Linked DNA regions of Homo sapiens: region 2 is linked to region 1. The links are chromatin loops, found by intact Hi-C in ENCODE. Cell type or tissue: PC-3. All regions are shown on one strand. Each heading gives the region's core, and the rest is flanking DNA. Links, peaks and the distances in the headings are about the cores only.

Evidence for each region. Hi-C counts contacts between places; a loop is a spot of excess contacts. Peaks named below come from ENCODE experiments on the same cell type or tissue, not always from the same donor. Only the 100,000 strongest peaks of a DNase experiment are listed, where the experiment ranks them.
Region 2: it touches region 1 in a loop (20-fold over the local background); 2 of 110 quality-filtered maps call a loop at or near these places.

The regions. Positions count from the first base shown.
Region 1 is chr3:157,914,437-157,919,835 of GRCh38, forward strand. No RefSeq gene overlaps it. Among named protein-coding and RNA genes, the nearest start is that of SHOX2, 190 kb to the right of the region's middle. In PC-3, for the core only: a CTCF peak has its summit at 528; DNase peaks (open chromatin) are centred at 565 and 2,445; H3K4me3 peaks cover 1,049 bases; H3K27ac peaks cover 1,624 bases.
Region 2 is chr3:158,431,905-158,437,303 of GRCh38, forward strand. The region is part of intron 6 of RSRC1 (arginine and serine rich coiled-coil 1); the gene reads left to right. Among named protein-coding and RNA genes, the nearest start is that of UC.134, 92 kb to the right of the region's middle. In PC-3, for the core only: a CTCF peak has its summit at 2,718; a DNase peak (open chromatin) is centred at 2,707.

The sequences.
Region 1 (5,399 bases), core at 134-5,133:
AGGAGAAAAATGAAAACTGATTCTGGGATCTGGAAGGCCCCACCTGTTCAAGGCCCGTCCCTGGTCTAAACCTAATACTTGCTGACTGACCTCTAAGATCCTTCTTTGGGGGAACTAATAGATGAGCTTCCTCAATAATAACCTTTGAGACTGGTGCTTCTTAGGCTTTGAGGTTGGCATTTTAAACAATGCTCAAATCCACCCATTCTGCCCAATTCTACTTGCTCTTGTTTGTTGTCGTATGTGGAGGTGGGGGTCTGGTAAACTGCACAACTGGTTAAAGGAGCAGCCCAACCCCTCCTGAGAAGACTCTGGGAGGCAAAATGGCTCCCCTTAGAGCAGCTGGTGCTCTCTGCGTGATGCTGGGTGTCTCACATCACCTCTCTGGACCTCAGTTAAAGCACCTGTGAGAAACGGGGCTTGTAAAAATGGTACCACAGGAGGGGGTTGACCCTCCAGATCTCTGAGTCACTTCCAGTTTTAATAAACTATGGCTAAATAGAATGACAAGATTATATGCCAACTAAACCACTAAATGGCAGTATCTGCCCTCCCTTTTCTTTCATACTAGTAAAAACTCCTGAGTTTTGGCTGAACACATAGCTGACCAGAACAAAGACTACATTTCCCAGTCTTTCTTGCAGTTAAGTGAGGACATGTGACCAAGTGCTGACCAATGAGATAGATGCAGATGTATCATATGTCAAATTCCCCAGGAACCTTCCTTAAAAGGCAATTCACACATAATCTTTCCCACTTGATCTATCATGCTGCCTGAAAGATAGATGCAATAGCTAGAGCTCTTGCTACTGTTTTGGACCATAAGGATGAGAGCTACACCTAGGGATAGTGGACCAAGGAGCTGAAAGAATTCCTGTACCCTGAGTTCTTCATCTAGCTGAACCTCTGTATCAGTCCTGGATTGCCCACCTACACTACTTTGAATAAGATAGTTTAGAAGTGAACTATCTTATTTAAGTCATGTTATTTGGCCCTCTGTTACTTGGAGATTATCTATGCATTATATGCAACATATAAATATAACTAAATTATTCATTCCACAAATATTGACAATGCATAGGTATAGTTGTCATTCAATGAAGTGATCTTTTGAAAACACAAAGCACATTATATCACTTCATGCTTAAAGGCCTTCAGCAGCTCCCATTACCTATTAGGGATAAAATCCAAATACCTTCTATGCCCTCAAGGCTCTCCTTCACCAGCCCTCTGACCACATCTCACACCTTTCTTCATCATGACCAGTGTTGCCCAAAGCAGACATGTCTTCTTTCCACTTCTGTAAACTGTCAAGCTCATTCTGGCTTTGGGGCTTTTGTAGTTGCTATTTGCTCTTCCTGAAAGACTCTTGTCCACTTCTTTGCATGGCTGATTTGTTCTAATCATTACTGCCTAAAGTCACCCCTCAAAGAAGTCTTTCTTAACCAGCTTGTCTAAAGTAACTACAAAACAGACAGACAGACAGACACACACACACACACACACACACACACACACACACACACCATACAAACTAATTTCCCATCAGTTTATCTTCTTCAAAACACTGAGATGATCTTATTCCTTTACCTAGTGTCTTCTCCCAGTATAGTATGAAGCCCATGAAAACAAAGACCACACTTTTCTTCACTGTTTCTGAGAGGCTAGAATGGTATCTGACCAACAAGTGAGCATTCAGTAAATATTGATTAAATGAATGAGTGGTTCAAAGCACTGTGCTTCAAATTGGGGAGGCAAGGATGGATAAGAAAGAAGTAAAATTGTCCTTCTGGTCCAAACAAGAACACAGATATGGTTATACAGGTCCACAAACTCTTGGACACAGATTGCTTTGGAATTTAGAATTTTTCAAATTTTAGAAAGATAAATTAGTGCCTATACCATATATCATATAGTACCTTAAGTAGGGTTTGAGACAGTACCCTACAAGAAAACATGTTAATATTTTTCCATAAAACATGAAATATTCACACTAAAGACTGAAAATAGCCTTTTGCTAGTTCATGACAGGTTTAGCTGTCAAATGCAGGTCATAGCTTGCAGCCAACGAGTATAGAGAAAAAAATTAATTTTCAGAGCTTTTTGAATTTCAGAATTGCAAATAAGGAACTTTGGACCTGTACTTAAAACATCACCGGAGAGGTCATCTAGAAAACCTTGATACATCACCAGCGATGCCTGAATAACTCATTGAACATAAATATTATAAATGCATAGCAATCTTTCATTTCTCTTACTTAATCCAACCTAATGATTACTTTCTCTGCAAATAATACATTTTAATATTCCTCCAATCCAAACATATTTAGAAAAGAAAACATTTGTGTAACTGGTGACTTGGTGGTCATGGAACCACCCAAAGTGCTTTGGGGATGAGGATAAACAAGTGACTAAGATAGTAGTACCTCACATTTATTGAATATTTACGATATGCCAGCCCTGTTCTAAGCATTGCTCGTGTGTTTACTCACTCAATCTGCATATCAATGCTATGAGTAGGCACTATTATTATTTTCGCTTTACAAATGAGGACACTGAGGCCAGGTAGATTAAATAGATCATCCAAGGTTACAGAGATAATAAGAGGCAGGGTTAGAACACAAACCAGAGAAATCTGGCACCAGAAACCTGTGGCCTGATTACCTCCCCAAACAGTTTTATTGGCAAGTGAGTTTGTTCAGGAAACATGAATTAAACACAAAAGTGAGTGCACAATTAGTTACTTGTCCTTCTGCAGCCCTGCTGTATCTATCCCTTTGCACCTTAAATCCTACCCAAACATGCAACAGAAATGGACAACACTGGGCATCATCCGTTTGGAGATGGCTACATAGAAAATGAAGGGACGAGTAATCAGACCCTGGGGAGATGCAAACAAAGAAACAGGGCAGGGTAAAAAGCGAATCATAATCCAAAAGGAAAACAGAAGGATCCCAGAGGCAAAAGAAGTAGAGCCAAGAAAAATGAGACCAAAATTTGGAGGGGCAGCCAGGAAGAGCAAAGGTAGGGCTTCCAGAAGCCATTTTCTGGCAGTCTGGGAGGCCGGCAGCCCTTCTGGCATACTGGCCTGGGCTGCCATGATCTTGCTGGTTTTTTATTGTTACCAGCTTAGCTGACAGACCCACTGTCTTCTGTCACCTAATTGTATGATTCTTTCCCTATATGAGGGGAGCAACTGCTCAGCCTCACAATCTGTGTGCAACATTGAACCATTGTTTATTAACTATCTGCTGAGTTGTGCTGGCACTAAAGATACAAAAATGAAGCAAGACAGTTCTCACCCTACAAGATCTAACAGTCTCCCATGGAGAACAGACCTGTACATACATAAAACAATAATTTAACAACAAAAATATTTATTGAGTGAATGTTATCTTCCATACACTCAACAAATATTTGTTGACCATCTACTCTCTGTCAGACATTAGGCACAGAGCAGAACCAGGAGTAGAAAAGTCACATGAGGACAGAAGCCAAGCAGAAATGAGCTCACCTGCCCAAAGGACCAGGTATGTTCATTGAAGGAATTGGGTTGGAGAGAGTGGCACTGTGACAACCTGGAAAGGCATAGTCTTGTAAAGGGGCCGATGCTACTCAGGTCCTTCCAATGGCTTTATCTGGAAATGCAGGCCCAACCCCACCAGATCATCTGAGTTTGCAGAGGTATCCAAATACCAGAAATTTTCTGTGAAATCTTCCAATGTTTAAATGTTGGCACAAATTCAAAACACTTTTAACATCATACAGCCTAATGAAGCAGGTCTACTGGCCACCTTGTTGTAACCTTCTGAAAATATTCATAACACAGAACCCCACTAAGGGCAGCTGACGCTCTCACTCATTGCAACATCCCCTCAACCCATAGGAAAATCCACCTCTTCCTTCACTTTCCACTCTCAGCCCTTTCTCCCTCCCCTGCCCCTCCCCAGCAGTTTTTCCCAGTCCAGTGATCTCTTTCTCCCGACCACCTACACACTCCTCCCTCTTTCACTCCTCATCCTTTACTCCTAGCCAGCCTGTCTGTTTCCTTCCAAAGAGCATGGTCCAAAGGCCTTAACCATGGCCCCTTGTAAATCCTTCCTGCATTTCATCATGCCAGCCATTTTCATAACTGTTTTTTCACTCAGATGAGGGAAGTAAAAAACTAATTTTGCACAACTCACACCAGCTGGTTAGGAAGAAACAAAACCACGTAATCCATAGACTAGTCCTTCGTAAGATGGGGTCTGTGGCTTTTGGTATGTGTTCATCTCTTCCCCTAGCAACTCTATTGCCCCATGGAGTCAGATCTATTCTTCTCACAAAAATGTATAGATATTTTGAGTTTTTAACTGTTTTCTTCCATACATCTAATCCCTTATTCCTTTGAAGTTAGGAGACTGAACCAGACTTCTTTCTAAGACTGGGATACATTACAAGCTAAAAGGTTAGTGATCACTTGTAAGCAATAAGAAAATGTATATTATAAATTCTATATACATATATATATGTATATATTTTCTAAGTGTTACTTCTAAAAAAGATCTGTTGGGAAGAATAACTTCCATAGGTTTGTGATCAAAATCTCAAAAGATGTTTTCATTTTTAAAAAAATCTTAAGCTTTTGTTGCAAAGATATGAAACATCATAAAAATGATTGCAGGTGACTAGCCAGTCTTTTGTTATATCTCTAAACATAAGACAAACAATAAAGTGGGGTTTTTTCTTAAAAGAAAAAAAAACCTCAATATTAGTCACAGTAAGCCTCAACATATGGGAATAGGTGCAGGGCGGGTAAGGGGGAGGGGAACCCACTCAGTTTTTCAAACCTTTAAAACTGAAAAAATATGTATCCCTGCTTTCTGTATATGCACATAATGTAAAATTTCATCAACCACAATATTTTAAAAGACAGAAATCATGAGATATATCACATCTAAATGGAAATATCATCTAAGGAAGCACCATTTATCAACATCACTTTGAAATGCAGTGGAGGATGTGATGGCATTATGTAGATCTCAAATATCTATGGGTGAATGAAATTGGGTAACCTTAGCAACCCCAGGTACATCCATGCAGCTATAAATCAAATGTCAGCACTCTGAGCTATGCACAAAATAAAGAAATAATTCTTTGAAATATTCATAACACTATGCAGTGTATTATTTTGTAAGTCTGTCCCCATTATGCATTTTTGAATCTAGCTAAAAAAAATACACATAACATTTGCATAATGCATCACTCCCATTCACCCACCCACCCACCAACCAACATCCTTACGAGCTTCTGGAAACAGGCAGACCTGCACTATATCCACTGCAGAACTCTGGTTCTTATGTTTGAGAAGGAGAGGGAATTTTATAAACAGGCAGCTAGTCTGACAGCCACCGAAATGG
Region 2 (5,399 bases), core at 67-5,066, 520 kb after region 1:
GACCATAGAATTAATTTTAAAGTCAAAAGGGGCATTGCTTTTTCATCATTTCCAGTTCAGAATATTCAGCATGTCACAGATGTTCATGAATAATGTCCATTTAAAACTGTTGGCAAAGAGTGCTGGTGAGTTGGCTAGATGAATTAAATGTTGGGGGGATCTGACAGGCAGCACGCTGCTTTGTGATCATTCCAAAGTTCTAATAATCTCCCTCACCTTCTCTGCCTGCCACTAATGAAAGAGAATAGGTGATTGCACCTCCGGCTATGTTCTGCGCCTAATGACTCCTCCAAAGGCAGATTTATGAAGAAAAAATTAACTTTGAATGAGGATTGAATTGGCCCTGACAGTCTGATAGACTGTGACACAGATTCTGTGGCAAAACAGACGTAGCTCTAATTGATTATCAATATTTTAAGCAAAGTGATGAAAATAAGCATTAAGTGATGAGAAAGGCAGTCTTAATACAGTAGGCAGTAACCAGGACATAAGAGAGTCTATGGGGAGTTTTGCACTGATTGCTATTACTGAATTTTATCTGTCGATTTTTACCTTTGCTTCCTGGCAGCCATTGTCCCTCCTTGGTGTACTATTTTTTTTCCTCAAAAATCTATGACTAGAATGTTAATCTCACTGATAACACTGACAAAGCTATCTGCAGTCTCTTCCTCTGGAGAAGTTTGTTTAATATTTAACTCATTTTGAATTGAGGTTAGCTTTCGTAGTTTTGAAAGAACTGAGACTTTTTATGAAGATTTTAGATTAACAAATTTCATTCACATACTGTTTCTAAATTTAGTACTATCCATGAAATATAAACTAGCCTAAAATATTGCATATTGCATGTCACATATTTCTCATAATATCAGGCATTATATCCTTTACATAATTTGTAGCATTGACATCATTTGTAGCCTTCATCTTATGAATAAAATGAAGACATTTATCTAGAAATACTATATATATATACACACACAGAGTGAGTCTATGTATATATACTATAGTTACTTACAAAATATATTTTCAAACTAACAACAGAAATTCAACTTAGATAATTATATGTTCATGTGATGCTTCGTAAGTTAATTTAATAACACTTGAAATTGTTATATACCTTTTTCCTTATAAGTTATATTTAGTCCTCTATATTAAAACAGAGAAAAAAGATCACTTAAAAAATCAGTAGCAATTTCATTCAGTGTTAAAATTGATGAGCCAAGAACATACTATATAACATCACGTAATGCTGTGCTTGCTTACTATTAAATAGGTTTTAGATAAATTAGCTTATTTAACACAGAAACTATACGTATTTTTTCTTGTGGCAAAATACTCTGAATTATTAGTCATCAGTATTTATATTGTTTTGTGAAATTAATTTCAGCCAGAAATTGTGCAATTATTGAAAACTTGAAATTCTCCAGGTTACTTTGGAGAAAGTGAGTCATTTTTATTTTTCCAAAGGTCTCCCCAAGTAAGTTATTAGAGGCAAAAATAAGGTAATACAGAGATGCTACAGTACAATGCTTCTCAATCTTTCTCATGTCATGAAATGCAAAAGGATATATTTCGTTGGTACACCAGGTTAAACTGGTGAGGCTGCTCTTGGCCAAAGGCTACTGCTCTCAAACTCCAGCCACCTCAGACCCTGCCTGGTTGTCTGGAGGGCTGAGAGGATGATATTTTAGCACACATATTACTTAGTAGTAGCTAAATAGTTGGGAAGCTCTGAGTGTATTGCAGATAGAGAACTACATTTATAAAGCCCAGATTGAATAATAATGGTTTGAAAGTTAAATCTATCTAAAATCTGTCCAAATATCTAAAAACAATTCTAAAAATCATCCTATCTAGAAAGAGAAGAACAAATATATCTCTAGACATAATTTTTGTTAGATGGATTGCTGATCTTAATTGTATTTTCCACTTAATGTTGGTTGTAATATCTGCTAAGATTATTCAAATTTTAATCTTTGTTTTGACCCCTATTAAAGCAGAATATATATTTAAACTTTATTCTCTGAAAAATGTTAAATAAAATAAAGTTATCTCTTGGCAGAATAATATTGTCACTCATTCTTAGAGAGTCTAGAATGATTTTTTGAAACTCCAAAGACGTTAAAACTAATCAAATCCAGCTCTTAGTTGACTATTTAAGAAATAGCAGCTCAGATCACAATTAGATCACTGCTATGCTAAAACTAAAATCCAGTTTTCCCGATTCCGAGGCCATTCCCTTTCAGCTCTACTCTGTGATGTTTAAAAATCTTCATATGAGAACTTCCAAAATGTTATAAATTATAAAATTCACATATTCTTTTATAGCTGTAAGAAGTAATTTGCTAGCAATTTTCACTTATACATTAGGTGATGCTTTTAGGTAGGGTTTCAGTAAGGTAATGTCAATTTTTCTAATTCTTTATTTACAGTGTCTTCCCAAAAAAGCCTGACATTTTCTGTTTTAGTGTTCAAAATATCCAGTGAAAAAAAATGGAAAGCTATTCATCGTGCTGAAGTTTACTTTGTGCTAAAAATTATTTTATTATAAAGGAATTATATTCTAGTAAAAATAGATTAAGAAACATTCTAGTTTGGATAAGAATTCTACAAACACCGATATTGGGTACTTTGTCCTCTGTCATTCCATTTGTTAACATTCCAACAGACAGAAGAAGCAGACAGATACATTATTCTTTTTGCGCCACCTAGCGAAACTCGGGTGCTGTATATTTACCACACTATACCCAACTTGCAATGTGTGTTACACTTAGCTCCTGCTCATTACACCTGTAAGAAATTCACAAAAGAAAAAAAGAAAGCTCTAACCCCACTAACATTGACTTTTCATCATATTTTGGTAAATTTTTGAAGACTGAAATATTATTAGTAAAAATATGAATACTTATGCTCAATTCTGAAGGCATTGCCTTGAACAAAAGACATCACATGGGGGTAAAGTTTTTAATTATGCTCTTCCAGTTGTAAATACAAGATTTTACCAAATGAAAGTACATTCTGGAGTAACATTCAAAGTACTGAAAAGAGATGGGATGAAATTAGATTGAAGACTGTACAAAATATTTTAAGGATCTCAAACTCATTAAGTGTTTTTTATTTAATGAGGTTTTCTTTTATCATAAATCAAAAATATTGGTAAAATAACTTGTGCCACACTTATGCTTTGAAATGAAAATAGTAATGTTGTGTAATGCTAGACTGACTGATTTGTAGTTTGAAAGAACACTGTGTTAAAGCTTCTATTTATCTATTTTTTTAAAATTTGTGTTTCAAGTGTTTGAAGTGAAATCTCTTGCATTTTTTTTAATTAATACTACACAAGCATTCTGCTGCTTAACTTGTAGGTCTTAATTTTTAATAATATTAAATTTCAAGGTCATGCTTTCAGAATGCTGACACAAGATAAAATAATACTATTGTCAGTGTCATTGTTTTATGTTGATGTAATAAAAAGTACCTAATGTAAAAAAATAGAAAAAATAATTTATCCAGTAGGAGAAAATTGTTCCTTATGTATCTAAATTTGTTGTGTATGAGGAAATATAGGACTTGTGGTGGCTGTAACTATAGTTCTGAAGATTTTTATTTGATTTGACATATGATTACTCTGAAAATTCATAAGATTTACTGCTCTTAAATATGTGCTATAAAGATATAGATATAAATATATGTGCTATAAAGATAAAGATATATAATTTAAAGGTATATATTTACTTTCACTTTGAAAGTATATATTTCTAATTTTTAATATTGAATTATACCCTAAATGAATTTTTTAGTAAGGGAAGACTTTACGCTTAGAAAATTGTAGATAAGCATGTTTATACATGAGTGCAGATATATAAAACGTACATCTTCTAGTTAAAACATACATCTTTTAACTAGAAGATGAGGTTTTAACTTCTTTTAACTAGAAGATGTGTGTTTTATATATCCACACATATATCTTAAAAAGAGAAGTTTTGAGGAGTTATGCCAGATTTTATATCTGAATATTAATATTCATATGGCTAGAATGGAATGTACTAATTAATGTAATTTTTTGAGACACTGATAAATCTCAGAATGTCCTTTCTTGTCTTAAATGTTTCTAAAACATTTAAGTAACATGAACAGAATTAAATCTTTAATGTATTAACATTCCTCAGAGTCATCATTTTGTGAGTTAATTTTTACTTTAGTTCAATAAACATTTATCGAGGAGCTAATGAGCCATGTCTGATATGACACTATGCTAAAATCAGTAAGATATCGGACCTCAAGTAGTTGGCAGTCTAGTGGGGAAGAAAGACACTTGTTCAATTGGCTATAGTAGAAAAATACAGTTTTCTCAGACCTAAGAGGAGGAATTAATGTGGACTGAGATAATAGGGCAATGCATCATGGAGCAACAATTAGTGTTGTTGAATATTATGAGTGTAGATAAAGCAAGTATGAACTACAGAGCTAAATTTGTAGTTGTGACACAGCATCTCCAGAAACTTTAAAAATATATATATATATCTTCTCAAATTATAAAGTGAAAAAGATTCAGCAGTAGTCTGCTTAAAAGTACATGTGCCCACACGTGCATGCATGCACACATACATATATACACACCAGATTCTATACAATTTCTCGGAAATATTGGAGAAACCACTTTACATATACTTAGTACATATTTCCCTAAATGAAATTTTGTTGTAAGAAAAGGATTCATTACTAGAAATTTGTACATTGATTTTTTAAGTGTACAAATTATATCATAAATAGAACAGACACATGCATTTTAAACAATAATTACTATATTTAAAAGCTAATATCTATAAAGGTATATAGATAATATTGTATATTTTATATAAATACAATATGCTACCCTGGGCTATAATACTATTGTGAGTGGTTGGCATATATGAACTCATTCAACTTTTACAATAACCCTGTGGCTTATGATGGAAGTATTATTATCAATACAATTTCAGATGAGTTAACTAAGACACAGAGAGATTAAGATACTTGTTGCAGATCTCATAGCTAGTAATGGATAGAGCCAGGATTCAAACCGAGACAGTCTGGCTTCAGAATCCATTCTTTAAATATCTCTGCTATAATACCTCATAGTAATTCATTTTATGGCTAGATTAATAGATAATTCTATAGAAGAGGCCATATTGAAGAAACGTCTTCCAATTCTTTTTATAGATGTACACACACACAAAAAAAAAAACCTTTGGATGGGGATCTGAAGAATATACTATCCTACCAAATTCCCGGGGTAGTGTGTTATATGTAACCAGAAATCAGTATAAATAAGTAATATTTTGCTATTTGCTATTTTGATGGAATAAGTGTTTTCACCTATTATAGCTTATTTTCTCACAAGTATTTTATTTCCTTTTCTA